Regions from separate parts of the Homo sapiens genome. Here region 2 is linked to region 1. A link is a loop called in an ENCODE intact Hi-C map of the cell type or tissue named here. Cell type or tissue: lower leg skin. All regions are shown on one strand. Each heading gives the region's core, and the rest is flanking DNA. Links, peaks and the distances in the headings are about the cores only. Region 1 overlaps SECISBP2 (SECIS binding protein 2). Region 2 overlaps SEMA4D (semaphorin 4D).

Region 1 (14,139 bases), core at 9,100-14,099:
AGCTCCTGGCTGGATGCCTCACCTGAGGCACCTGTTGGAGGGGTCAGGGGGAGTGGCTTCCTGAGCTAAGCCCTGGCAGGAACTGGGCTACAGCATGGAAGCTGCAGGCAGTGGGGCAGAGGCTCCCTAGAGGCTCCCTGTCTCCCCACGGAGACAAAGTTGTCCAGCCCCGGCTCCTAAATAGCCGATACAGAAGGCAAAGGCAGGGATTCATCACTGTGTGCTACCACCTGCGGTGGGGTCTGCAGCACTCAAATGAGTGCATTAAAGTGTGTGGGTTACGTGGCTGCCAGCAGTACACCCCCGAACTGTTGCCACCAAAGGCTGGGCATTTACAGCTGATCCTCTGTACTTCAGCACACACAGGCTCCCTCTCTCCAGCCCTCCTGCCTCTCAGCACAATCTGGGAGTGGAGTGAATGCGCTGCTGCTCTGCCTTCCTGTCACATATGGGAGAACCACTCCTGGCATTTGGATCTTTAGACTCCAAGGAGGGGAACCACAACAGGGGGCTGAGGCCTTGAGTGCTCTGCCTGGGATGGGCTATGAGACAGACTGGGCTGCAGAGCAGGAAAGGCCCATCCGTTCCACCAAGGATTCAAAGACCACATTGTTCTTTCAGGAAAGCTGTAGCAAGGACACCCTGTAGCCACCAGGAAGGAGTCCCTGACACCGACCTCAACCCCAACAAGACCCTGCTGCCACTGACCACAGCCACCCCCGGAGAAGGCCTGGTCCCCCACAACTGTGAACTGTCTTGCCCAAGCCTGCTCTGAACACAGCCATTGGGCCACCACCTGATGGGCAGAGGCGGGACAGTGGAGAAGCCTGGAACCCAAGTGGGCCTGTGACAGGAACTAAGACTTAAAAAATTAGGTGCTTACCTGGGACAGTAAGTTCTGTCTGGCACAAGCAGGTAACCAGGATGGCTAACAGGCTTTGATAGCTGCTCGTGAACTAAAACAGCAGGGTGTGTGCAGGTTCCTCCTCTACGGTCAGGCAGCAGGCTCTGAAGGCTGATCCTACACCGTCCCAGTGACTCCCCTTGACAGAGTGCCCCCACCCCCTAATAGCCAACAGGGTTAGCATGGCCAGCACAGATCGCTGCTTTTATTGATGCAAATCAAGCCTGCTGCTTCTCCTCCCTGCAGACTTAGCCAAGGAACTCCAAGATGCATGACTGGGACAAGAAAAGGTGAGACTCCACATGGAAATGCCTTGCCCTAAACCTTGAATGACTGTGAGATGCGATCTGGGAGTGCATCTGTCAAGTCTTTGTGTTTTCTTCACTAACCTCAGAATACTGGGCTCTATTTTATCAAGCGCTGCAGTTTATGCCTCTGTCCCGTCAATGCTCAGCTTCTGCAACAGGACACCAAACTTGATGCAGAAAGCCAAATAGGTCAATTATGCAAATCTCCTGGTGCCATATTAAATTTCTTGACGATGGAATGAGTCTCATGAGTGTTTTGTTCTACCTGCTTTCAAGTCTCTAATTATTAAAGCTGTATCTCTGAAGACTGTGTCACTGTGTGTGTGAACTTGTCCTAAAGCTACTCAGCCTTTAATCTTACACACACGTCTCTTCTTGTCTGTTGAATGACAGTTTTCATGTCTATCATAAAACCAAAGCCTCTGTTAAAAGTCAAGCCGCACCCCTCTGGTGATCCTAGCAAATACTGAGTGTCTTCCCAGCAGTGTGACAATGACCTGTTTTGCATCCCCTCTTTCTGGAGCTGGACAAATTCTCTACCAGCCTTTGTGTGGGATCAGCATACATCGCCTGCTAATTCCTTCAGGATCCATCACAACAGGTGTCCTGAAGATGCTGGAGACACCCTGGTTGTCTCCACACGTTCCCCCTCCGCACCCCAAGTCGAGAGGCCCAGCTGCCTGTGAGGTGTGTGCTTGCCCATCCAGCCAAGGATGCCAGTCTTGCTCACGGAACCATCACATACTCATAACCTGAAGTTTTCCTGTAAAATATCCATCAGCTCACTGTGGTTCTTGCTTTGGGTGTGGCTTCAACCACTACAAACTGATGAGTGAAATGCTATGGGCTTTAGGCTTATATTCTTGGTGCTGTTTTCTGTCTCTTCTCCTGAAGTCTGGATTTCAAGCACTTTCACACTTAACAAAATAATTACATACTTGAAGTTTTCGTAATGTGGAGTGTTCTACTGGGAAATGGAGTTATGAGGATGAATTTCTGAGTCTTTCTTTGCTCTGCTGGAAAAAATAAAAATAGAGTTGTACATTGTTCAGTTAAATGACTGTACTTGGCGCCCCTGGCCCAGAGCTGTGTGCTTCATGCGGCACCATCTGCACGTTGAGGGAGCTGAAGTCACCTGCAGCAGTGGCCTCAGCTGGAGTCCTTCACTGCCAAGAAAATGATAGCATCACCAGGCAACCATGTGATGAGAGTTTGGTTAAATCCCAGGAAAAGGAAAGCTCTCAGCAGCTGCATGACATGTTGAAAAGCCTACCTACTCTGTTTAAGCTGCTTTTATCTTAGGATTAGCAAAACAAATATCACAGAACTAGAGAGCTCTAAAAAGGGGCTTTGAGCAGAGGAATTCATCTCTAGTGGAGATCTTTAATTTTTTGATTTATCAAATTTTAAAATTCTAGCTGCTGAGTGCAGCTGATAGGCTATTTTGTCTTTTTGCCCACAAATTAATTTTGGAACTTTCATTCTCAAATAATCTCCTATTTTCAAACTTACCACAACTTGCTATTTACTTACTGATGAGGGGAGGAGGAAGCAGGAAAGACCTCTCCTTTCCTGCTGGCCCCGCTGACTGCCCTGAAAGATAAATGGGTGGAGATGACTTGCTGCTTGGGACTACTGATGGCCTGGCTGACCACATCTACTTCCCATGTCTAAACAGCTCAGAACGTGTAAAGAACAGCAAGGCTCACACTGGTCACTGTGAGCTCCACAGATGACAGGGCAGACGGTGCCTTCATACACCAACCTCTGGTCACATTTCCAGCCCTGCTCATAGCATGTCATTTCTGACTCACTATTCCAATTTTATGTGCTCATCACAGGCCGCTTCTCAAGAGGTACAATATTGCCAAGACTGAATTCAATTAAGAGCACTTTCAAAGCCAAAACAATACAAAAAGCAGTGAAAATTCTTTCCTGCCATTGGCTGTGGTGAAAACGCAAGTGCAGGTTGGGATTGAGCCAGGATCTGGCTCCGGCAGGTCTGTGCAGTGCTGGAGGCTTTGACAATCACTACTTCCAGACCTAGGAGTGCTGGGGATAGCAGAACCCCCACTACGCGGCCCCCTTTTATTTCAGGGCCCAGACTGTCCAAAGGAGGTAAATTAAGACATAGGAATCATCAAGTAAGACAGAGACCACTGAGAAGCCTAAAATCACCAGAGTCTGAAACAAAATTTAATAATTACTCTTTATTTAAAATAAATAAGCCCTCTTACTTACAGGGAAAATATGAAAGCAAACTCTGTCCTCCTGGTCTAAGACAGAAACCACATTCAGAATATGTTCATTGAAAAAGGAAAGATTTGTTGATTATCAAACAAATCTAGGTACTTCAATACACATTGTTTCTTTGAAAAATAAAGACTGAAAGGAATAATTCATTTCAAAAAGTCACAGGTTAGAAAACCAATTTTCCTTCTGAGGCTCATTTTAGCAAATCCTCCAAGTGTTCCCAAATCTTTTAAAAAAGCTACATCCCCTGAGAAAGGGCCCTTTCCCTGTAGCCCTCTTGCTCTGACACCAGCAGCCCTGCACCCTTCTGCCAAGTGGCTCCCTGCAGGACGGTGCTGTTGCCGGGCAGGAATGGCCCTCCATGGCAACCTCCAGCAGGCAGGAGCTCACCACCTGCTTTCTGCAAACTCACTCACTTGGCTCAGCTATTCTGCAATGGAGAGGAAGTTTCCTTAGCAGCCAAAGTATTCTAAGTATCACATTTTCCAGTATTTTCCAGATCCGTAGTGTGCTCAGAAAGCCAGAGCTGTATCACCAGGCTTTTAGAGAAGATTAACACCTGCACATCTGAGTGACCTTTAACAGGCTCCGCAGCACTGAACGCCTGCAGACACTGCTTCATGTGCCCTTTAATGCTGATCAATTTCCAGATTCAACAGTTACACAAATTACATTGTCATGAAAAACAGAAGAAAAAGCCCCAAAGTCTTTTTCAGACCTCCCCTCCTTACCCAAAATACAGACACACAGGCAAGAACTCTCATAAATTCAAATTCATCATTTGAGAGGTTGAAGCCTCCAAGGATTCTTCTAGCTCCAGGGTACATCCACTGTATGCTTCCAGATGTTTTTTCCAGATTTCAACTAAAATGAGAAAACAGCACGAGTGAGGAATAGGCATCAACAAGTAGGAAAACTCCTGTAAGAAAACCAGCAGCATGAGAGAGGGAGCCTGTGGCCACTGCCCAGCAGCTCACGGTGCTCAGAGGTGCCCTGGCAGACATTCACTCACTGTTCTCAGCCTGCTGGGCCGGGCTGCCCCTTATTGAGGAGAAGCTGGGGGGCCATCTTCTATAGGGCAGCTGGGGCCTTGTGTAGGTAGGCTAGGAGAGGACTGAACCTTTACTTGGCCTTCCAAGCCTGTCTTGGGTACAGCTATCCTTAAGGCCACCCATTGTCAAAAGACATCTGACTTGAAGTCTGAGACAGTCACTGACAAGCCCTTCCCACTTCAAAAGTCTGATAATACCTCTTAGGCAATGGGCTGGACTTACCAGGCCCTGCTACTCAGCTGGTCTTGCAGCATTGTCAAGCTGCTCACCTAGGGACTCCTAATTAAAGTCAGTAAATAAGAGGACACTCGACCTGACACAACTCTCCCTTAAGCACTCACTGTAGTGTGGCTCTTCTTTTTCTTTCAGGGCTGGGGGGCCATCTTCTGCAGGGCAGCTGGGGCCCTGTGTGGGTAGGCTGGGAGGTGCCTGAGGCCTGGGCTCTCCCACCAGCTCCTGCTGCACATTCTCCAGCATGGTCTTGTACGCCTGTCGGGCCGCCACTGTCAGCTCAACCATCTTGTGGAACTGATCCTTGGGCACAAGTGAGAGCACACAGGTAACATCCCAGCTACAGAGGACACGGGTCCCTCAAACTCAGCAATGGCCACCTCCACAGAGAAGCAGGGGTGACATGGGGTAATGTGGACCTCATGCTTATGGGTGGGTACCAGGGATGCTGCCCCAGAGGAAAGAGTGGGCTAGGCCGACTTCTTGGGCCTGCCTGAGGTGCCACTATGTCAGCAGCAAGCCCAGAACAGAGCTCAGTTCAGAACCAGACAACCCATGATGTCAAGGAGACAAAGGCTACTTTTTTATAAGAAGGTTCTGCCTAAGTGGTGGCTCCTCCTCAATGACAGCCTACTGGAGGTTCTGGGGCTGCTCTGTGGGTGAGCCCACACTGACCACCTGCCCCCACTTCCTCCCACGGGCAGTGACTGAAGAGGCCTGTGCCCTGTGCACTCACCTGGGCCCCATCATAGCTGAAGATCCCCACCACACTGACAGGAACTGCCTTATTCAAACTGCGCCCCAGAGCTTTGCGGTTGAGAGCAAACACAAAGGGAATGTTCTGCTCACAGGCATAATCAATAATTGTGTGCAAAGTGTCATCCAGCCCACCTGGTCAAAGGACAATGAAAAATGACAGGAAGACATGTCACATGGAGTGTGGTGTTAATACTGGTTGCAAAGAGCTTTTTCTTAGCAACACACCCATCTATGATTTTATATCCAAGGCAGACGCCCCTGAAAATACAAGGAGAAAGCAAGTTGCAGAATCAACTCTCCAAAAATATGGGGAAAAATGGAAAGAAAACACACAGCTGGTATTGTCTTAACAGGAAAAGTTAACTATTAGTATTACTGAAACTTACCACCTATTAGCTCCTGTGTCCTCCCCCAAATCCCAAAAGGCAGACAGATGCTGTGTCCTCACTGACAGATGCACAACCAGAGGCACAGAAAGGTTAAGTTTCTTATCCCACATTGTACCCCTGGTCGAGGCACAGGTCTGGCTCCCGAGGGCTCACCACCCTCTACTCCCTGACCCTGCTTCTGGGCCAGGGACCAGCCAAGGCTGGTGCACCAGAGAGAGGATGGAGGTGAAATGAGTACCATGTGCAGGTGATGCACCTGGAAAACCCAACAGCACCTGAGAAGTACTCCTAACAGCATGAGAAATACATGAGGGGGTGTGGCACAAGCACACAGCAGCCAGTTGGCATATATCAAAGAGATGACTCCATTTACAACAGCAGCACAAGACTATAGTTGGTAGGAATGAATTTTTCAAGAAACATGAAAAGATTTACAGGCAACTTCAGCATGCTGTTAAAGAACGCAATACCAGCCTACGCAACATAGTAAGATCCCGTCTCTACAAAAAAAAAAAAGAAGAAAAAAAATTTGCCCAGTGTGGTGGTATGTGCCTGTAGTCAATCTACTCAGGAAGCGGAGGCAAGCTCAGTAACTTGAGCCCAGGAGTTCAAGGCTGCAATGAGCCATGATCATGCCACTGCACTCCAGCCTGGGCAACAGAGTGAGACCCTGTCTTTTAAACCATCCCCGCAACAGAAAATCTGAACAAATGAAAAGGCACCTATGCTCCTGCATAGAATGATCCAAAATGATGAAATGTCAACTCCACATTAATCTAACACTTTAAAACAGCGGTCCCCAATCTTTTTGGCACCAGGGACTGGTTTCGTGGAAGACAATTTTTCCACGGACAGGGGAAGATGGTTTTGGGATGAAACTGTTCCACCTCAGATCATCAGGCATTAGTTAGATTCTCATAAGGAGCAGGCAACCTAGATCCCTCACAAGCGCAGTTTACAACAGAGTTTGTGCTCCTATGCGAATCCAACGCTGCTGCTGTTCTGACAGAAGGCAGAGCTCAGGCAGTAATGCTCACCTCCTGCTGTGCCACCCAGTTCCTAACAGGCCCCAGATAATACTGGTCTGCAGCCCAGGGGTTGGGGACGCCTGCTTTAAAATACTGTAAGTTACTACAGACGGGATTTCACTAAGAAATAAAAAATATGGAAAAAATATAAAAAGATGTCAGGCTAACATGGTCAGGTATTAAAGTTTACTATAAAGATACCATAGTGTAAACAAGGTGATGCAGATTAACAGGATGGACGCCAGAAAAAACCGGAGTTTGATGGAAACAGCATGTGAGGAACAGCATTTTGGTTTAGTTAGGGAGAAGATCCTAGAGGACTGGGTGGGCCCATCCTGTCCATCTTAGACCACAATAAATCCTACCTAAACATATACAAATGAAGGAACCAGGAGATATACAGAATTTTAAAAGCAAACCTTTTAAACGCTGGAGTGGGAAGGCTGAGAAATAACACAATACCTAGATGCAACTAAAAAATGAAATACCAATATATAAAACACCTAAAGTCTCTGCATGGCCAATTTTTTTTTTTGGTGGAGAAACTGACAAACCAGAAGAAATACTTGGAACTCTTACCCAAAGGGCTAACTTATAAAAAAGGTACAAATCAATCTAAAAGAGGTCAACATCCCAAAAGCAAATGGGCAACAAATATGAACAATTCACAGAAAATGCCAAGCTCCTGATGCTGACCCTCCCTCATAAGAAAACTGCTAATAAAAACTCCTGGAGAGGATGCTCACACCACCCTGGGAGGGAACACAGTGGTCTCTGGAGGAAGGCACAGCATATGCTTTCGAGTTACCAAGGCACACAGCATTGTAGGCCAGGCATCTGGCCTACAGGATACTCACCCAGTCTTTACGGAGCAACTGTAAAAAACAACAACTGTTTACAATTAGCATAGTATCACCTGGAATCTACTTACATATCGATCCTCTCATTTCAAGAGAAGAACTTCTCCAATGCACGTCCTACCATACTGTGGAAACTGGGAACTCATTCTGCATCTAGTTGGATAGGAGATTAATTTCTAAACCCACAGCCCTTATTCTGCCCACACCCTGCCCCTGATCTACCCAAAGCATTTGCAAAGTGATGAGGAGGCAGCCTCCTGGGATAGAAACTTTGAAGAAAAAGACCAGTTCCAGATGGGCTGGGAAAAGGGGAGATAGGGCAGAGGTGGGGTGGAGTGTTCCGTATTCCTGAGGTATACTTACAGTGAAATCTATATTCAGTTTGTCAGGGGAGACATATGAAGTCCCCCGTAACATCAGATGCATCTCTCTCACTGGAGGGTCTCTGCCTGGTGTCCACCCCAGCTCCCGGGAGTGAATCTGAAATGTTATTTGAGCACTGTGCAGAAACAACCTAACAGAGCAGGCTTGGCTGCTGTCCTCTCGAGGCTGCCTGTCAGGTTGGCCCTTGGTTGGGGTCTGTGAACTTGGATTTTGGGAGGGTTCCCACCACCTTAACTGGTAAGAGTAACTCACTGTGCCTCTATGGTGTGCAAACACTGTGGTTTCTGCTGAACACCTGCTTTCCTTCTGGAGTCTGGAACTTTGTGTGTGCTAGGCAGAGGATGCCTGCGTGACCGGCCCCCAACAGAACCCTAGGCGCTGAGTCTCTAATGAGCACCCCTGGTAGACAACACTTCCCACGGGCTCTTAACTTGTCTCTGGGATATTAAGAGTCTCCTATGTGATGTCACTAAAAGTGACTTTTGGAAGCTGGAGCCTGGTTTCCCCCACATTTAACCCCATGTGCCTCTTCGCTTTGCTAATTTTGCTTTGTGCCTTTTCACTGTAGTAAGTCACAGCTGAAAGTACCACTCTAAGCTGAGTCATGTGAGTCCTCCTGGCACATCACTGAGCCTGGTGGTGGCCTTGGGAACACCCAATACAAGCAGCAAAATCCAGACTGTTTTGCTCAAACAACCTCCAACCCGTTATTAGTGAGATGAAAGCACGTGTGGCAAGGGCCAACTACTGAAGTTCCACAAGAAAGCTTATGTCAAACAAGCAAGATGCTAGGCTCAGATTATTTCCATTTCAAAGTTTAAGTTCAGAATTATTAGGTTAAATGCCACTCAGAGCAAATACAGTACTTCAACTTAATTCAAGGCTATAACATCAATTTTTATCTTTAAGATGACTGCAAGCCATTGGCTATCTTATCTGGCAAATATTTATAAAATATACAATCAAGTCCCTTATGCCTCAAAGCAAAAACGTGTCGGAACCAATGATTACACAAATGCATTTTAAGTATACAACAAATCCTTATGATGCTGATCAAGTAAAAACCTAGCCCCATGCTCTGGCAGAGGCAGAGAAGGAGAATGATGTCTTCCAAGAAAGTGGGGTGACTGCAGGCTAAGGGCATACATTTCCACCTTTTTGTTTTTTAAAGACACAAATCCACGGAAGAATGTGAGAGACAACAGCAAAAAGTTTCAGAAGCTGACATGCAAATGGACAACTGAGCTAGCCAACCTAAGCCAACAGTGAGAAAAGCCTAGAACAGCCAGCCCTGGACCCCAGAATCCCCCAAAGGTCGGGAATAGGCAGCACAGGGTGAGGCACAGGTGAAGAGGGCTGGTTGAACACTGGGCAAAGAGGCAACTCGGTGTCCAGCCCCTCAGCTGCAGCCCTCTGGTGAGGCACAGCACAGGTTTGCAGGACATGACGCACCACACATCTAATGGTGGTGAGAGGATGAGCTCACAGGGTGAAGTTCGCCTGTCCCTCCAGGCAGGCAGTGAGAAGTCTTCCTTGGGGATGTGACCAGCCCTAGGGGAGACAGAGACACCCAGGGGCACTTCCAACATGGAAGCAGCCCAACCACATCATCCTACAGCAGAAGTTCTCAGTGCACTCCTTGGAGAAGCAGCAACAGCACCTGGGAACTTGCTGGAAGTACAAATTCTTGGGCCCACTGGACCTACTTGAAGCAGAAACTCTGGAATCTGTGTTTTCCCCAGCCCTCTGGGTGATTCTGATGCTGGCTACAGTTTTGAGAATCACCACCCTCAACGCTGCTCACAGCCTTGAACAGCAGCCACACACCCGGATTTCCAGTCGGCTACTTAGTGGCTCTTAAGTAGGCGCAGACAACTAGGACACAGAGGACATCTGTGGAAAACCTCCACCATGAGAGGCCAAAACAAACAGAGCAAACTACCTGGAGGAAACAGAGGCACTGCAGGGAGAGGAACTAGGCATCATTAAAATTCTCCAAGAGGCAACCATGAGGCAGCAGCAACGTGATTAAAAAAAAAAAAGGAATCTTCAGAGGACAAAAACAGCTCCCAAAAAATAAAAATAATATCAGAAGTAAAAAATTATACAGAAATTTTACAAGATATGGTTGAGAAATTCTAACAGAAAATGAAACCAAAAGAAAGAGATAAAAAGAAGCAGGAAACAAATAATGTGAGGACACCAGTCCAGGAGGCCCGACCCTGACATACTTCCAAGAGCTGGCAGGGACTGGAGAAGAGGATTCAAAGCAAAAATTCATCGTGTCCCAGAGCCAAAGACACTGGATGCAAACTGTCCCACATCCTGTAACCCCAGGATCAAGGCACTTCCAGTGAACCCCCAGAGAGCACGAGGTGCAAAATGATCACAAAGGATCAAGAATCAGAGTCTCTGGATTTCAAGCAAGACCTTCAAAATATGCCTCCCATGAATCCTTTTCTCCTAAACCACTGGAGGATGCACTCCAACAAAACAAGAGTGCAGCCCAAGAAGAAGTCCATAAACAACACCTTATTGAGAGCAGGGTGGGAGCCAAGGGTATCCCTGGGTGGCAAATGCATGAGGTGCAGTGAGCTGGGAATGAAGGTTTCTTCAGCAGATGAAACTGCAGAATGCCTGGTGTAACCGTCTTAGAGGAGACTGAGGCAGCTGGCTGAGGGCATGAGGTTTCATTAATGCTAAGTATATAGACAATTAAGCAACCACCACAAAACAAGAACAATAACCCAAACTATACATTAGGGGAAGTAACAGCAAAGCCCTTTTGCTCTATTGGGAAGATGACAAATACTTAAAACTGAAAACATGTGAAGCAGTTGCTCACAAGCCTCTTACATGGAGATATGGAGGAAATATCCCACAGTGTGGCTAACAGCTGACAGGTGGAGTTGCTAGGAAAGGAAGGGAGCCCAAGCCTGCCCCTCCCTTAACAAACCCTATAGGACTACTTGACCCTTTAGCTGTGGACATGTACAACACTGACAAAAACAGCCAGGGAAGCATGTGGCCTGTCCTCTCCAATGACCTGGAAAGGCCTCTGGGCACACAATCAGATGAGTGGGTCACTGAGATCCCTTCTGTCATATTCTGGTCAGCGGTGATGCTGGACCCGTACCAAGTTAGGACAGGGACGAGCTGCTGGCTGGGGGCCTCGGACATGTCACAAAACTTCCAGGCTTTAGATATGAAATGGTAACTGGGAAACATCATCTTTGAGGGTTCAGCCCCAGGATGTGGATGCATTATCTCAAAGTGGGACTCCGTAAAGCTGAATTTGACACTGCAGGAGAAAGGAATGAGGCCAGGGAGGGGCTTGTGAGTGTTCCCTAGCCTAGATGGAGATGAAGGACAGGTGTCCATGAGCAATGCCACTCTGCTCTTATCAGTTCTCCTATTGCTCAATTCGAGGACACAACACAGGCAAGTCCTCCAGGAGCCAAGACAGCACAAGCACAGGGTAAACATGAGATGTCACAGGTGAGGGTTCACTGTTACCTGACCCAGCATATCACATCCAACAAAACAAAAACACACATTCCAGTTTAAGTAAAATGGCAAAGTATTTAGACAAAGCCACATCTGTAACAAGCAAACAGATGAGTCAACCACAGACTGAACAACAAAATGTCAAGTAGATGAAAGCCCTAGGTAGGTACTGCCTGGCTGCCAGGCACAGCATCTCTGTGGTGCAAGTGACCAGTGACAATCCCAGCCCCAGGGCAGTGGCCTGCACAACAGAGGCAGGTCTTTCCCTGATGCCAGAGGCCTGTGTGGGCTGGCTGGCCTCCCAGCGTGCAGGATCACAGGACCCACCTGCCCTACAGAGGGTAAGGCACTTGGTAATGGTCAATGCAGTTGGGAAACAGTTACTCAATAAAAACAAAAACCACAAAGAAAACGAGTTGTCAAGACCTGTGGCATGGGCCGCTGAGGTGTGTGGCAAACACGAGGGCACACTAGGCACTCATGCAGGGGCCCACATATCACAGGACCACACTGTGCCTTTACCTTTTGACTGTATCTTCTCACAGTTGGGAGAAATAATGACACATTTCAGTTTTTTGAGCTTCAGGTGTTTGAGAACCTCCCTCAACCCCAACACAAGTCGACGTTTAGTCTTGGCCTTGACTGGATCTTTCTGGTACATACGGTCTTGGAAACGGACCAGTTCTTTGAGTAGGTCGGTAACACAAGCATCCACTTCTTTACTAAGCATCTGGCTGCAGTAACTGAAAGAAACATCAGACATCAGGAATTGTGCCACTGGCTGTGACACTGCAGCACTGCTCCCATCCCACCCCAGGGAGAAGAGACGTAGACTGCATCAGACAAAAAGTCACGTTTCAACAAGTACTACTAACCAGAACTGTGGAATTCCTGATGATTTAATTTTATGAAAGGTAAATACTGGGGCATCTTCCCCCATTCCCAACTACAAGGGACAAATTTCTCTGGGCCCTGCCCAACCATAGTTTGCCACAGGTCCCCATCTCAGCCACTACCCCGTGCATCTCCCTGTCATAAAGACAAATACCGGGAGACTATCCTGGAAGAAAAGTGGGCAGGGGAGAAGGCAGAGTGAGCACACAAGGTTAAAGGAATCCTGCTGCCTAAGACATTACACAGAGATTAAACCATGAAAAGGGGCCCAAAGATGATGCACGGTCACTTCACTATCCACTCCCGACTGCAAACCTGGACTGAGGGCCCCTCTTCCATCATTAATACAAGAACCTCAGTAGAAGCAGAATCAGACACAACGATTAGGCTCTCCCTGAATGCGTGTAACCAGGTACCCAGCTTCTTTCAACCATGAGGTTTTTAAAGCACAGTGTGGCCCAGCAACAAGGATTTATGGGAGATATCAATGCCATACTGAACCGAAGCACTTCCATCTTCCCCTAGTCCCTGGCAGGCAGGGGCTCACTCACTCCCTGAATCTGCGGCTGTGGATCTTAGGGAAGGTGGTGTGATTGGGAGCAAGGTGGGAGGCCTCTGTGTCCCTCTGGAGCTCTGTGCCTGGTGGCTCTTCAGACTTGTCCTCAACCGAAGGAGTGGAGATCAGTTCGTCCATCCCCTCTGGCCCTTCATGGAGGAAAAAGGCATCATCAGATATCTGTGAGGCCCAGTGCACACACTGAGGGGCTGGCCCAATGCAGTCTCACCGATGCAACCAGACCCCTGCACACAACCACCACATTCACAGACAACATGCAGAGAGGTTTACAGAAGGCAGAAAAAACAGACGAGGATGCCTGGGGAAAACAGAAAAGCTGGTGGAGGCAGTCATGCCTGGAGGTGTGCCTCCCCTCAATTTACTTATACATTCATTTTTATTATGGTAAAATATACATCAATATTACCATTTTAACCACTTTTAAGTGTGCAGTTCAGTGGCCAAATTTATTTTTTGATTTTGAAGAATCTCTTATCAGGGAGCTTTAAAAAACAGGATTTTAGTTCTAAGTTTTTTCTCAAATGCTTGAGACCATTTCTTTTTGAAATAATCCTTTAGAAAGAGCTGAACTCCAACATCTAAACTATGAGAAACTCAAGAGGTGTGTTTAGTTTAAACACACCAGATCTGATGCAGTGATAGCTTACTGTCCCCAACTAGTTACTTCTACCGACTATCAAAATGCAATTGCAGTAACAGATCACCAAATGAAGGAATGAAAAAACATATACCACACCCACAAGAATGGCAAGGTTGAAAAACATAGTGCCCCGTGGGCTGGTAGAGATGGGGAGCACCTGCAACTCTCAGCCTCCCTGGGGCTGTAACTGGTAGAACAGTCAGAAACCCATTGGGCAGGAGCTACTAAAGCAATTCTGCTCCCAGGTAATGCCCCACAGGAACGAGTGCTTGTGTCCTTTAAGACACATACAACACTGTCCGCAGCAACCCTGTTTCTAATTACCCAAACTGGAAAATGCCTGAATGCCCATC
Region 2 (15,772 bases), core at 3,597-8,596, 67 kb before region 1:
GCCTCTGCAAGCCCTGGAGAGAAACAGGAGGCTTTGGAGCAAGAGAATAGTGTGATGCGAGCTGCCTTGTAAGAAATAAGCATGCCTTGTAAGTCCCCTCTGTGTGTAGGGGGACTGAAGGCCGGGGGCACAGGGGCCGTAAGAAGGTGGAGCTCTTAGAATGTGGTGTCATTCCCTTACAGGTAGCGGGAGCCAGGTGGAGGCCTCACAGGAGGGATGGTGGTATGAACCGTGGGTGTGAGGGAAGTGGGGGACATTGGGCAGAGGTGGGGGAGGGCAGGAAGAGGGTGCCCAGGAGACCAAAGCCAGGCAGGACACAGTGAGGAAGGCAATTAGTAGGGTTCGAGAAGGGTCCTGGTCAGAGAAAGGAGACACTCAGGAATTAAGGGTGCAAGGTTCTGAAAAAAAAGAGCTCGAAGGAATTTGGAGTCGGGACGGAAGCATCTTGGATTTAAATCATTTCAGACTCATTGAGCTGAGGTAAGTAGTAAAAGCTAATGTTGTGGTCGTGGGCTTTAGAAAGAAACTTCAATTTAGGAATAAATCACAGAGTAAACCATCATGGTTTAATGGAGATTGACGTTGATCTAGGAAAACCTATTTGCCCCTGCACTGCTCGTTTCTGTGGGATTCTGATTGGACCTTTCCGCACCTTGGTGTGGGCCGCCATTGTGGGGATAGTGCCATTTTGTTGGTTGTTTGTAACATTGTGTTTAACGTCCATGCCTTACAGTCCTCATTTGTGCAGTCTCATCTCTGGTGGTAGGGCTGTGTCTTACCCTCTCCCAGGGAAGTAGCTGTGGGGAGGAGGAGGTGCTGAGGGAGTAGTGGAGGGAGGGGAGTTGCTGAGGGAGTAGCTGGGGAAGGTGAAGTACTGAGGGAGTAGCTGAGAAAGGGGAGGTGCTGAGGGAGTAGCTGAGGGAGGAGAGGTACTGAGGGAGTAGGGAGGGAGGGGAGGTGCTGAGGAAGTAGCTGAGGGGGTGGAGGTGCTGAGGGAGTGGAGGTGCTGAGGGAGTAGCTGAGGGAAGGGAGGTACTGAGGGAGTAGTGGAGGGAGAGGAGGTGCTGAGGGAATAGCTGAGGGAGGGGAGGTGCTGAGGGAGTGGAGGTGCTGAGGGAGTAGCTGAGGGAGGGGAGGTGCTGAGGGATTAGTGGAGGGAGGGGAGGCACTGAGGGAGTAGCTGAGGGAGGGGAGGTGCTGAGGTAATAGCCGGGGGAGGTGAAGTACTGAGGGAGTAGCAGAGGGAGGGGAGGTGCTAAGGAAGTATCTGAGGGATAGGAAGGGGCAGAGGCCTGTTCTGGGTCACACAGCTGGGATGTGGCAGCATGGGAATCTGAACCAGGCAAGCTGGCCTCACAGCCGGCACTGCAGCTATCACAATATGCTTCCTCCATAGTTGGGGGAGAAACTAAGAAGCAATTAAGGTTTCTAATAGACTTGAAAGAAGCATAAAAAATGTTTGAGCTGGCCGGACACAGTGGCTCATGCCTATAATCCCAGCACTTTGAGAGGCCGAGGTGGACGGATCACCGAGGTTGGGAGTTTGAGACCAGCCTGACCAACATGGAGAAACCCTGTGTGTACGAAAAATACAAAATTAGCCAGGCATGGTGGCACATGCCTGTAATCCCAACTACTTGGGAGGCTGAGGCAGGAGAATCACTTGAACCCGGAAGGTGGAGATTGCAGTGAGCCGAGATCACGCCATTGCACTCCAGCCTGGGCAACAAGAGTGAAACTCCATCTCAATTTAAAAAAAAAAAAAAAAAGTTTGAGCTAGGTGACTTGTATTTTATAGCAAATATAGTATTACTTTGCAAAAATGACTTCAGCTCAACTAACTGAAAGTTTTAGAAGAGAGTCAAATGAAAATAAATCATGGAAGTTATGTGTGATTATTTCCCAGTTAAAGGAAGCAAACCTGTCAGCCTGATCAGTAGAAGCCCTGAGCCTCTGTTTAAGAAAGGCAAGAGAAGAACACATTGCTGACACATTGCTGACAGTCTCTAAAATGGTTATACAGGTTGTAACGACTACTAAAGATCCCAGCACTTGTGTCTTCTGTACTAACTTTATTAAGAGATTTCATCAAAATGGAGATTTTCAAGAACAGCAGACAGACATGATGGAACCATGGAATCTCCCCCGTGCCCATCTCCCAGTGCCCTCTGTGTGGTGCCTAGACCTCTGTAACATCACTGTGAACATTCCAGACAGAAAAGATTCTTGGCCGGGTACTGCTGGTGGTTAAAGAAAAATGAATTGTAAGTGGAGAGTTGGAAAGGATCGGAATGTCCCACATTATGATATTTAATTATGGAATATTGCACAGCCGTGACAGGCTGCTGAGGGCACCACGTAATAAACGGCACGGGGATGCGCACGCATGGTGCTCGGGGCAGGGACACACAGGACCTGGACGTGACCCACGCGGGCCCTCTTCCTCTACCAGCCTGTAGGCTCCAGCCTCTCTCTTGGACTTCAGGTCTCCTCTTGCATGGCTCCCAGCCTGCCTGTCCCACTTCCCATGTTACAGAGCCAGCAGGGCCCCCCAACCGTCCTGTGCGGTTGCTGTGGCCTGCCCTCCCCAAGCCAGAAAGCAGGGGCTGGGGGTCTACAGTCTATATCTGACTCTCACCTTCACCCCACACCCTCCAGTAGTGACTGTTGAGTGAATGAGTCAGAGTTTCTTAGAATGAGGAATTCACCAAAATGCCAGAAAGACCAGAACTGTATGTCATGTCTGTCTGCTGTTCTTAAAAATTTCCATTTTGATGAAATCTTCCTCTTAGTAAAGTTAGTACAGGAGACACCCGAGCTGGGATCTTACTTTAACCAGCGTTATAACCTGTGTAACCTTTTTAGAGATCGTCAGCAATGTGTTCTCTTGCCTTTCTTGAATTTTTCAAATTTTCTACAATTACTGTATTTTACTTTTGATATCAGATTTAAAATATTTTAGTTAGAAAACCACATGATTAAGGAAGGAATTCGAATAGTTCTAAAGAATCAAAATCATGAAAAATGAAGCACACTCCTTTTGCAGATCAAATTCTCTCTATAGGCATTGCTGCCAGCAGGTTCTTGATTAAATTGTGATCTCTTGAATCATCCTTCTGATGAGCCTGTGTGCACACCCACACACACACACACACGCACACACACGGTCACACACCATGTGCCTGCACAGACGGAAACATACTACTCACATTTTTGGGAACCTTACTTTTTACTGAACAGCGCCCTTTCATACAATTGCAGCTTTATTCTTTTTAACAGTTGCATAGTATTCCATCCTCTGGAATGTGCAATAATTTGTATAGAAAACGTTCTATGCTGTATCTGTGTGTACCCATGCACATAGACGCACACACACTGGTGGACTTCTGGGTGTCTTTGGAGTTTACCTATTGAATAGCCTCGTTCCAGTCATATTGCACACATGGGGTATATCCATACTGAATTCTTGGTAGAGGACTGTTGGATCAGAGATTCTGGATGTAGCTTCTTGGCAGGTGTTGCCCAGCAGGGTGCGGAAACATGTCCTCCGGGCCCTGTCTGTGTACTTTGTAGCCAGCCTTTCTCATGGGTGCCCTGCTCAGCAGAGTGTAATGGTATTGTGTTGTAATATGCATGCCTACCCCATCGAGGTGTGTGCTGCAGTGCCAATTTCAGCAGAAGGTCCCCCATTGCTCTCTGCCTCCGGAACTTCCTTACCTGCTTCTGGGCCAGGATGAGGAGATTGAGCAGAAGGGGCTCACGGCCCTCTCCCCGTCCACAGCCACAGCAGTGCTGCCTGTCACAGTGTTCCTAAGCCCTGCTTCCAGGAGTCTATGTGGACCTGGGGAAGCCCCGATCCCCCGTGTGTGCAGGAGGAGGCTGGTGGAGCCCACAGTCCCTGGCAGTAGGGGTTGTTAGATGTGCTAATAGCTGCACCCTGCTTGTTATATCTCTCTGAGTCTTCTTAGCTAGGCAGATATAACTGGCTTCATTTCACAAGTGGTAAGAATGATAGTTAATGCCTCCCAGTGCTTAAACAGCATCGGGCACCTAGGAAAGCACTAGGAAGCATTAACTGATTAGTCATGGATCCTCATAACCAAATGAGACAGGCAGTATTAGTATGCCCACTTTTTGGATAAGGAAACAGAGGCCCAGAGAGGCTCAGTAACTTCCCTCAGGAACACACAACTTGGAGAAGCCAGGACTGGAACCCAGGTTCCTCTGATTGCAGAGCCCCTTGCTCTTGCTTCATCCCACTTGTCTTCTCTGTGTGCTGAAGAACACCAGGTCCCTGCTTAGGGAGTACGCCCAGAAGGCGAGGTCATGTCTGCAGGATGGAGGCCAGATGAAGGCGCTGCCAGTGGCTCTGTCCTTCTGCCATCAGCGACCACTAAATACCTGTTCGCAAGGCCTGGGCGTTGGAGCCCCACACTCTCCTGCACTAGAGGGGGTGCACCAGGAGAGGATGTGAAGGCCATGAGAGGGAAATGCTTCTCTCTCCTAATTAATTTCATTGCTTTTTGATGAACAGGCCATTGGATTCTTTTTACCTGTGCTGTCAGGAGTTGGGAGATATGAGTTAAAACAGCATGATGAGTAATTACATGAGAAGTGTGGGTTTGCATTTTTAAGCCAGGTAACTCATAACTGTGGGGTTGCACGCTGAGAAAGAAGAAACAAACCGTGTATGTGTAGGGTGAAGGCAACGCGGGGTTGGGGCCTGGGCAATTCACTAAGAAAGGAAGTGTGTTCCCACTCAGGAACCTTGGGGCTGGCAGCTGTTTTTGGAGGCTAGATATGAACCCCCAGCTGGGAGGCAGGACACAAGGATGCTGGTGTTCAGGTGGAGTTGTTGGAGGCAATTGAGATGAGAACCCAGACCTGCTGACATTTGTTGTTGGATGCCACAAAATTACCGTGAATATGATACGTGTCTTAAACCACAGGATGAGCAGTTCTGGGTCTTTATTAAAGTGACAAAGGCTTATTTCATTTCTAAAAAATAGAAGTTTTTCAGGTGTTTTTTTGTTTTTTTTGAGACGGAGTCTTTTTCTGTCACCCAGGTCAGAGTGCAATGGCGCGATCTTGGCTCACTCCAACCTCCACCTCCTGAGTTCAAGCGATTCTCCTGCCTCAGCCTCCCAAGTAGCTGGGATGACAGGTGCGCACCACCACACCCAGCTAATTTTTGTATTTTTTTTTGATAGAGACGGGGTTTTGCCTTGTTGGTCAAGCTGGTCTTGAACTCCTGACCTCAAGTGATCCACCCGCCTCGGCCTCCTAAAGTGTTGGGATTACAGGCGTGAGCCACAGTGCCTGGCCAGTTTTTTAGTTTTAAAATCCGTGATATTCACATTATTTACCTAAGCCTCTTATTTATGTATGAATCTCTGCCTTTGTTGCCTTCAACTGTTTTTTGGCACAGTCTCTGGGCGGCCACTGTCCCCTCTCCCTCCCGTGTGACAGGAAGGCCTCGTGGAAACAAGTGATGTGGCACTTTGCAGGTGCCCACAGTAGCGTGGACTTTCCCTCTTTGCTTGTCCAGCAGTTGTGCCCAAATGCTCAGCCCTGCCCCAGGAGTTTCAACAGGAAATGTCGGTGTCAGGTCCTGGGTGGATGTGGCCTTTTCCAGGATTCTCATAGCTGCTCATGTGAACCTACTTTTGCTTATAAAATTGGCCGTAAGAGCCATCCACTGCTGGAGGGAAGACCCCAGTATCAGTCTCTGGAAGCTCCACTACGGTGGGGCCTGATGAATCGTGATCGTTTCTGATCACTGCCCTCGCGGTTCATTTGCTAACCTCAGGTGCCTGCTCAGGGTTCAGAGGATGTGTCGGCCCCGAGGGGTGGGGGGACCGGATGTTGTGTGCCTGGATGGCCGTGTCTAAGGTTCTGCTTCCTGGGGAGGGGTGTACAGGGCGTCTGTAGAGGAGGGAGCCGTCCAGTGAGGGGCCTGGGTGGGAGGGACGGGGGCTCCTGTAGAGGAGGGAGAGCCGCCTCCTTCCCAGCTGGCTTCAAAAAAAGAGCCGTGATCATATAAGCTCTGAAAGCAAAAGGCAAACAAAAAAGAAACCCTCCTCACCACAGAATATGCTGGAGTCTGATTCCAAGGTTTAACAATTACGTGGCTCCTGTGTTAATAGAATCATGGAGGGATCAGCGTCGGCTCCTGAGCGTCTGCAGTCCTGCACGTGGCTCTGGTTTTGCGATTCTGATTCTCTTGATCTAATTGTTGGTGCTGCTACTGCACCCCACGATCCCTGTCTTGAGACTGATCTCCCACACTGCAAAGGAGTGACAGCCATGCTATGGAACCTTGCCACACCACGGTGGACACCGTTCTGTTTGGCTGAAAACCAGCCATCCAAAAATAAAGGAAGATGAACAGCTCTTTAGTGCTTGTAATTATGCCATATGTGTTTCTGCTTTTTCCTTCTTTGCCTCATGAAGATGAATTTTAAAGGATACATATCTGGAGCTAATAGACAATTAGATAGTACTTTTTTGGTTCACAGACTCTGCTAACTGGAATGGCTTATTGTGCAAGAAAGTACACCTGGTCGGGTCCTGGGGCTCATCTCTAGCACCAGGTAACGGGCTGGGCTGCCCTTCCCCTCTGTTCGTGGGTGGGTGGTTGCACAGCTCCTCCCTCCTGTCTGCCCCAGTGCTGTCTTCCCCAGCACATGCAAGCCAAGCTGATCCTGCGTCTAAGGAAGTCTAGAAGGTTTAAACTCACAATAATTTGTTTTCAGTGCCTTTCTAGGAGTGTTGCTGAGTTTAAGTGGATGCACAGTTTAAGGGCTTAAATAGCCTTGTTTCCCATTATTTTCACAGCAAAGATTTCTGAAGACGTCTTTCTAGAAATGACTGGAAAGTTTCAAGAGGCATAAGATACAGGTAAAACCACTTTATTCATGATCTGTAATTTCAGTTGAGCAGAGTTGATAATGTGTAGAGGCCTCAGTTGGATCTGGCAGGTGGTTGGTTGCTTGGTCCCTTGGTCCCTGATATCCTGTGGGGCAAAGCTTCAGACTTGGCTGCCATCCCTTGGGCCCGGCATGGGGAGGTGGGTGCTGGGCACCCACAGTGATTGTCTGTCTCTGTTCTTGCTCTGCCACTGCTTGTCCCAGCTCCCCCTATTCTTCCCTGCTCTCTCGGCCTCTCCTCCCACTGGGTCTTGGGATTGTGGCAGCTCCGCGGCTGATGGCCCCTGGTGCCTGCACCAGAAAGCTTACTCTCTTCTTTTGGAGGGTGCAGGAAGGTGGCTGGTAAGGTGTGGTGTAATAAGAGGGCTCTCCAGGTCACCCTCCTCAGATTTGGGCCATTTTGTGTTTAATCTTAATTTTGGTCCGTTCCAAGCCATGCATTTTCAGTTTCAGAGGAGAAGGAAATAACCAGCTTAATTTGTGAAAACAAAAGTCAAACCCCATCTTTCCTTCATCATTTTCATATTACTCAAGTATCATGAATGAGCCCCCACAAGGTTTTTTATTCTGCTGGCTTTTAAAGAGTCCTGCTGCCAGCTTAGACCTTCATGGTTCCTATGCATGGGACCGTGATGAGAGCACATCTTGCCAATTAGATAGGGCGGCTTTAATTAGCACAGCATCACTGCCAGGGAGACAGCACTTTCTGTGCTTATTGGCTAGATATATTATCTGGTCCATTGGGGTGGGAGCTCTGTTTTCTTACATTTGTTAAATCACTTTATTTATTAGGAATTGGCACTTGTCTTACAAGTATTTTTTGCTGGTTTCTTTTTCCTCCCTTAAGTCATTTGTCTTTGAGTTTTGTTTTTTGTCAGTCTCTTCATAAAAAATATTTTGGAATCTTTAGTTATAAGGTAATTGAAAGCAGGGACAATTTTATCCATTCTGTGCTGTATTAAGCAGTAAGAGAATTCCATTGTGAGAGCCCAGGAGGACTGGCTCCTTCTGTTATTTTTTACTTTGCTGTCACAAAAAGCACGAAGTATATATGGGGAAAGGAAGCCACTTCTCATTTTTTTATGTAAATAAAAAAAAGGTCAAAGGTATGGCAAGAAATAGTCACCTAAACCAAGAAATGGATTAGCATGTGAAAAATCGCATTATGCACAGCTCCATACACTAATGTGGTGGGTTTCAATTTTTGGTCTACTGACTTGGGTGTAGCATGGGTGAAACATAATCTCTTCATGAATTAAATTTTTTTACAGAAGCAATATAAAAGTATGATTCATTTTTTAAAAAACAAAGAAAACTTGAGTTCCTGGTTGTTCTCCTCCTCCTCCTCCTTATAAGCGACCACTGTTAACAGTTGGCTGTCTGTCCACGTTCATGTGTGTGCATTTGTGTCTGGTATCTGTGTGTCCCTGTGTGTAGGAGTGTATGTTCTTGTGAGTCTGTGCCTGGTGTTTGTGCATGTCCCTGTGTGTCCGTGGCTGTGTGTGTATGTGTTGTGTGTAGACTGACGCATCCTCTGTTGACACAGGTGGGTCGCGCCTCGCGTGTTGTTGCTCTACACATGTCTTCGGTGTGATGGGCTCACAGGCAGTTCGTGTAGACCAGCTTTAGTCTTTGTAATGGTGTTGTCTTCCTTGCCTGACTGTTAACCAGCCCCTCATTGAGGAGCATCCCCTTTGGTTGCACATTTTACTGTCACGTCATGGCAGGGTGGTCTTCCCACGTGTCGCTTTGCACGCCTGTAGCTGTGCACACATAGTTTGCTGCCCAAGAGTTGCCAGGGGATCAGAGTGTGCAGACATCTGGATAGTTCAGAATTGTACCCAGAAGTCCTTTACCCCACACCTTCCCAGCACTAACTAGCAGCAGACTTTTAAATTTCAGCTTGCTTTGTGGACAATAATGGGTATTTTATTTTAATTTACATTTGGTTTGTGGAGTTAAGCACCCTTGGAATTATTTTTGAAGGTAGGACAGTTTTATAAGAGGTGGAAAATTAAGAATACAAATAAAGTCCACTTAAAGCAAAACTTTTCTATATAATGTCTTTTATGTAATTTTGCCCTCCCTGCAAGCCAAGCTCTGGGGGACCGAAGCACCAGTTTTAGTGTCATATCAAAGGCGCTACCAGTGTAAATGGTGACCGACCTTTGGCATTCTGGAAGCATCTCTGCTGGCTGGGTTCTGTCCGGTGCTGAGCTCTGCTGGGTGCCAGCAGCCCCTGAATTGCCACTGTCTCAGTCAGCTCAGGCTGCTCAAACAAAATGTCATAGACTGGGTGACATAAAAACAGACATTTATTTATCCATTCCGGAGGCTGGGAAGTCGAAGATCAAGGCGCTGGCAGATTTGGTGTCTGGTGAAGGCCCTCCTCCTGGTTCATAGACAGCGTCTTCTCACATGGTTGAGGGGTGAGGGAGCTCTCTGGGACTCCTTTTATAGGGGCACTACTTCCATGAAGACTCTGCCCTCCTGACCCAGTCACCTCCCAAAGGCTCCCTCTCCAGAAACCATCACATTGGTGGTTAGGATTTCAACATCTGAATTTGGGGGTAATCCAGACATTCAGACCATAGTATCACCTTTGAAAGACATGACACCAGGCATCCCTTTAGGGCCGCAGGGTTAACACAGTCCTCCCTGAGGGGCTGGCCAGCCACTTCCCAGAACAACCCCACACTGTGCCTGGGAGCCAGTGTCCAGTAGGGAGACCGTTGGCCCCCTTAGAGATGGCAGCAGGTCAACATTAGGCCAGTGGAAGATGATTATTTTTGCTAGCACTAACCTGCTTGGGCCCAAGGATGCATGCACACACCACACACCCTCCAGAAAAGACAGTATTGTCTGTATCCAAGTCTGAAGAGTAGAGTGATGTCACACAAATGGCATGACAGTCTGCATCTCTACCATGCTGGCTGCTGCTTAGAGGGGTCCCCACCCTTCCTCTGAAGGGCCCTGTTCGTGCCGCCACTCTGCGTGCATCCTCATAGCGCTTGTCCTGCCGACATTGCTGATAGATGGATGCCTGTGTTCTTCACTCCCACCGCCCTCTGTCTCTCTCCCTGGGTTTCCCATTCTGTACATGCTGCACCCAGGGGTTTGGGAAGTGGGTGAGGGTTAGAGCATGTCTGAGATATCCTGGCTGTGGCTCGCTTGCCCCTGCAGGGATGTGGCTTGAGGGTGAAGTAGACTGGTCCTGGCAGCTGCCCTGCTGGGTGAGTCCGGCCCAACACAGGTCCAGGGCTAGGCATGTCCCTGCAGAGCTGGAGTGTTGGTCTCCAGGGATCCATTTTAATTCTAGGAAAACTGAAGTTGGAACAATAAACTGTTTATTATGCTTGTGACCTAGACAGCTCCTGAAACCCATTCCTGATTCCTGATGGGATAAGGCCATTTTATCCTCAGTTTGCAAGGCAGTGACATCAGCATCCTAACTGGAGGTGGGAGAGGGGTTTCTGGGGGCAGAGGACATCCCAGGGTGGGGATACTAGGTGGCCAGGTACTGGCAGGGCATGGTTGGTGAGGGCTGTGGTGTCTTCTGTTTCCCAGCACCTGGCTGCCTGCTTCCAGCTGGGAGGGAAGATGTGGTGAGTGCGTGTCCTCCACTGTCCTGGTTGTAGGGCCTGGAGAGACTCTAAGCTTTACCTGCCCCATCTGGGCAAACCCCTGAGATAAGAAATAAGCCAGAACACGCTCCCCCAGGCAGTAGTTTGCATGCAGTGAGGTCAGGGGTCCAGGTAATGACTGCCTATGTTAGATTGGCCAGTCCACAGCTGTCACCAGAGATCCCCTTTCAGTTTCCCTGGGATGCCAGCCAGGGCATTTTAATGCCAGTGTTGCATCCTGTTGCTGGCAGAAGCACTGACACCTTCCATGTGGTAGTGACTGGTGTCCCCTCTGTAATCTACCCTAGCTGCCAGACAGCTGATCCCAGGAAGGAGCCGAGACACGGGTGACTGGACAGTCCCCAGATGGCATTTTGGTTCATGGTTCCTGCCTTACAGGACACTTGCCAGCAGTCACTATTCACATCTAAGATGCAACACTAGATCAGAATGTATGTTCTGCAACAGAGTGACACATGCACAGATGCACATATACACACATGCACACACAGATGCGCACATACATGTCTGCGTACACATACACAGATGCGCACACAGATGCATGCACGTATGTGCACATATAGCTGTGCACACATACATGTATATGCATACACAGATACATATGTATGGATATATGTACACAGGCAGACATGCACAGGTGCACACATACATTATACACACACATACACAGATGCCCATGCATACACATATGTATACACATGCAGAGATCCAAGCAGATGCACATGCACTCACACAGGTGTACATATGTATGCACACAGACATACACATGCATGTGCAGACATGCAGACATACACATGTACACAACACACCTGTACAGATGTGTACAAATGTACAAACATGGATAGGTGCACATATCTATGCGGGTTCATGTGCACACATACAGAAATACAGATGCACATGCGTGCACATACACAGATGCATACACACAGATGTACATGTGTCCACATATATATATACATACACGCAGACATGTATGCACAGTGGTTGCTGGGTACTCCCATTTTCTCTGCTGTGATCTCCTGCCTTGATTTGAAGACCCCTGGGGGTGGGAGAGCTGCCTTCTGACAAGTACTGACAGGCAAAAGAGTGTGGGGCTCAGAGCCCCCTTGGAGTTCCATTCTGCTGACATTTAAAGTGGGCTCGTGCACCCTCATGAACAGCCCCAATTACGTGTAAGTAATGAGAGTGACATTTCACAACCCTGTCTTTCTAATGGGCTCCTGTGTCAAGTCATTCTTTCTGAATGCAAAGGGCAGCAATTTCACACTGTCAGGGCAAAATGCACATGCATACAGCTCAGCTCCCAGCGGGATACCTTTGCTTCTCAGAAATGGCGAAGAAAGCCAGCAAAATGGCCTTTTTCTCCTTTTGTTTTAATTTAACTATTTAGAGTGAGGTCCTTAATGTAACACCCATCAATGATTATGGAGCCACTGTTCTGAAAGAACTCGCAGGGCCGGCAGATCTGTGTGAGTTGTGGTGTGTGCTTTGCTTAAAGCAACTTTAAAATTATATGAAACAATGCATTCTTGTTGAAAAAGGAAAAAAAAACCCTCCAGTGTCACAAAGAAAATGTGCAGCCCCCTCCCCCTCCCTGGGAGGAGCAGTATGTGGCATGGGGTCTGTCCTGACCTTTGGCTACTCATGTGGACTGTTTTAAAGGCCATTTGAGAAGAGCAGCAGGGCCTGATTTATGCCATCGAGAATCTGGTGTCTGCTGATGAGATCAATACACTGCAGACCTGGATATAAATCCGTGCCAGGAAGCCTGGTGGTCAATCATTGTTCTCAGGGCAGGGCCTGGAAGCCAGGTGGGGGTGCCCGTGCCCTGCTGAGCTCTACATGGCAGTGTCTGGATTGGTCCAAGGTAAAAGCAATTAAGAAAAAGGTTTCTTTTCAACATAACCAGTTTGAGTAACCGCATAAACAGCACCAGTCCTGACAGTCCTTCGTAACCATTTAAAGCCACACAGGAGAACCTGCTGGCTTCCACCTGGGCACCTGCTGACACTCCTGGAAATACCTTCTCTCAGCCACATTCGTTTGGGGATGGCTTTGCCATCCCTGGGTTTGGTCGTGGATACTATTACAAGATTTGTTTTCAATCTCTCTTCACTGGCGATTTTGTTTTGTGGAACTTTCTACTCTTGGCTCCTTACCTTTGTCCTCTCCGGGTCTGGCCCTAGTCTTCTCACTGGGATGTTTGTGTTTCTCCTGTTCTACCTCAACTAAGTCAGGGAGGCGTTTTTAGGTCCTTAGGCCAAGTGCTATGAAAACAATACCACAGAGGGGGATGGAGTGTGGGGGTCAGGGGAGGCAAAGGGTGACTGTGGGATGGAGCCAGCCACCAGCAGCTCCTGGGGGTAGAACAGTCTGGAAGAGGGAGCAGCAAGTGCCAAGGCTGCAAGGCAGCCTGAGACGGGTGGGGTGCATCGGAGGGAGGGGGCAGGAGTGGAGTGGAAGAGGCTGGCCACATTAGGTGCTGGCATTCTGCATTAAATCCTGTGCCACTGCCCAGCACTTCGGCTTTGCGGTGAACAATCCTATTTTTACAGCGTGTTTGAGCCCCCAGATCTGGCTGCCCTAGGGACCCAGGCTCTGCACAGAGTCAGCTCACTCTTCCCGTCCTTGGGAGCCTCCCTTCAGGGGGTCATGTCTTCTGCTTCTGGATCCACTGGGCTGCTTTCCCCAGGCTGTGAGGAACCAGAACATGGATGTCTTTTTAAGGTTAATTCATTTTATGAGAGTAATTAATGCAGGTAATTTTAAAGTGAAGTAGTTCTTCTTTAACTTGAGAGAGGAAGCAGCACTTGCTTGTCTTGTCCCTTTGTCCCTTCCCTGCTGCCCTGAGACACTGAGTTTCAACTATTTTCACTATTTTGGTATTTTCCTTCAAATTAGATATGCCTACATTTCCTGACTTTCCCATCTTAGATGTTGTGTTATGATGGAAGACAGGATTGTGTTCTCTGACTCTTGTCCCCTCCCTTTCCCTCTCTTTCTTCCCCCAGACCTCCAGTGGAGTTAGTTGTAATTTTTGTAATGGGGGCTATGCAACTGGGCAGTGATAAGTACACTCTGGTTACATTTCCATTCATGGGTCACTCTTGCTTCCCTGGGGTTAATAACTTCATTTTCTAATCTGTGTATCTGTTCTAATTCATCTTCAGACTCTTTGCCAGAGCCTTAAAATGCATTTCTGAGAACAAAGCCACAGATGCAATCAGTAATCCACTGTGCCTTCTCCTGCCCCGCCCCATTGGAGCCTCTGCCTGCTCCCCAGCTCCCCGCTCTCTCTGCCTCTCCTCCACTCGCTTCCTAAGAAAGAAGACCTGGGAAGCAGCTCCCTTGTTTTGGTGGAGCAAATCCTGCAGTAGCTTTCTGAGAAAGAAGCTGAGGGAGGTAAAACATTTGAGAACTTGTAGGTTTGAAGCAGTGTTCTGTACTGCACTCATACTGATTGATAATTTGACTAGATGGGGAATTCTAGGTATGAAGTCATCTTCCCTGGGATTCAAAGGCGTTGCTTTGCTGCCTCCAGTGGGGCACTCAGAGGTAATTTCTTTGTGGCCTGTTTCTTTCTGGAAGCCTCATGTAACCCTCCTTTCAGGATGATGTGTCTGGTGTGGGCGGGTTCCTTTCATTCACTGTGCTCCTGGGCGCTGTTATTCCGAAAGCTCAGGTCCTTCTGTTCTAGTTATTTTCTTTTTATTACTGCTTTAATAATTCCTCATTTTTTTTCCCGGAGCTCCTGCCAGTTCATGTGGGACTCCTGAATGGATCGTCCAGTTGTCTGTTCCCCTTTTTTTCATCTCTGCTACGTGTGTAACTTCTAGGAAACCTCTTTAGTTTACTTTCCAGCCTTTCATTTCTTTCACCACATTTTACTTTTAAGCTTGCTTCCATTTTCCAGGTTGTGTTTCTTTGTGACTTCTTCCAGGCCCTGGCTCAACTCTGGTCTGAAATTCAAATCAGTCAGCTCTGGTGGTGTGTGACAGGGTTGGTGGTAAACACAGCCACTGTTAAAAATTAAATATGTGGACTTAAAATGAAACAAATTATATTTAAAAAGGTAAAATACTCAGAACTCATTCCTTTCTAGTATCGTGTGCATTCTACTGTTATCTGTGTGGTTGCAGTTACTCGCCTCTTGTATCTGAGATGGCAGTGCCATGTGCTGGGTGCTGCTGTGCACCTCTCCCCAGTTCAGCGGCATCATTCTGGGAGCTCGAAAGCAGCATTTACACCACAGAAATCAGCGTGTGCTGCAAGCTGGGCACCCCCCACCTTACCCCACCGCCCACCCCCACTGCCCACCCCGTGGAGAGCCAGTTGTTACAGCTTGCCAGCACACCGTTGGTTACTGCTCACCTATTAATAGATTCCAAAGTCACCTCCCTCCTCCATTTTTATCCTTAAAGTTCATATCCTTTTAGAGTCATTTCATTGGGTTTCCAGAGAGAGTTGAAATAAATCTCTGTGTTCTCCCATCTCCTGGCTCTGGACTCTTAGCCTGGCCTGACCCCAGCATGCTTATTGGGATACGCAGAGGACTGATTGCAGTTGGGGGATCTAGATAGGAATTAGATCCCATGTAAACCATATCTCTCCAACAGTGATCCAGCATCTTTGGTATTTGACCCGAAATGAACTGGGCCTTGTGGGTCTTGCGTCTCTGCTCCTAGCCCTCCGGTGTGGGCACTTACTTCCTTAATGTGTCCAGGCCATGAACCCTCACAGAGGCTGCTTTTGTGACTGGCAAGGAACTCCTAGGCCTGTTCCTTGTTGTTACTGATTTTAATAGACTTTATTTTTTAGATCAACTTTAGGTTCATAGAAAAATTGAGAAGGTGGTACAGAGATTTCCCATATGCTCCTTCCCCACACATGCACAGCCCCCTCATTTTCAGAATCCCCCCACAGAGTGGTGCCTTTGCTACAGTCGGTGAACCCACATAGGTACCTTATCACCCGACATCTGTATCTGGACATTAGGATTGCCAGTTGGTGTTGTACATTCTGTAGGCTCGGACAAATGCATACTGACATGTGTCCACCGTGGTAGTATCCCTGCCAGCCTAGTTTCCCTGCCCTAAAAACCCTCTCTCTCCCCAGCCCCTGGGAACCACTGATCTTTTTACTGTCTTCATGGTTTTGCCTTTCCCAGAATGTCCTATAGTTGGGATCATGCAGTATGTA

Evidence for each region. Hi-C counts contacts between places; a loop is a spot of excess contacts. Peaks named below come from ENCODE experiments on the same cell type or tissue, not always from the same donor. Only the 100,000 strongest peaks of a DNase experiment are listed, where the experiment ranks them.
Region 2: a loop joins it to region 1, with 4 times the contacts of the local background. A loop is called at or near these places in 4 of 110 quality-filtered maps.

Annotation. Positions count from the first base shown.
Region 1 is chr9:89,348,911-89,363,049 of GRCh38, reverse strand. It overlaps SECISBP2 (SECIS binding protein 2), which reads right to left. Exons shown (of 17, transcript NM_024077.5): 13 at 13,121-13,274; 14 at 12,198-12,418; 15 at 5,485-5,639; 16 at 4,859-5,051; 17 at 3,387-4,329. The coding sequence ends at 4,226. It also overlaps a transcript of SEMA4D not described here. Among named protein-coding and RNA genes, the nearest start is that of SECISBP2, 37 kb to the right of the region's middle. In lower leg skin, for the core only: no CTCF peak of the experiment used is centred there; a DNase peak (open chromatin) is centred at 11,289.
Region 2 is chr9:89,409,184-89,424,955 of GRCh38, reverse strand. All of the region lies in intron 2 of SEMA4D (semaphorin 4D), which reads left to right. Among named protein-coding and RNA genes, the nearest start is that of SEMA4D, 81 kb to the left of the region's middle. RefSeq lists enhancers at 4,217-4,366, 11,248-11,748, 11,749-12,249, 12,501-13,002, 13,003-13,505 and 1 more. In lower leg skin, for the core only: no CTCF peak of the experiment used is centred there; a DNase peak (open chromatin) is centred at 5,852.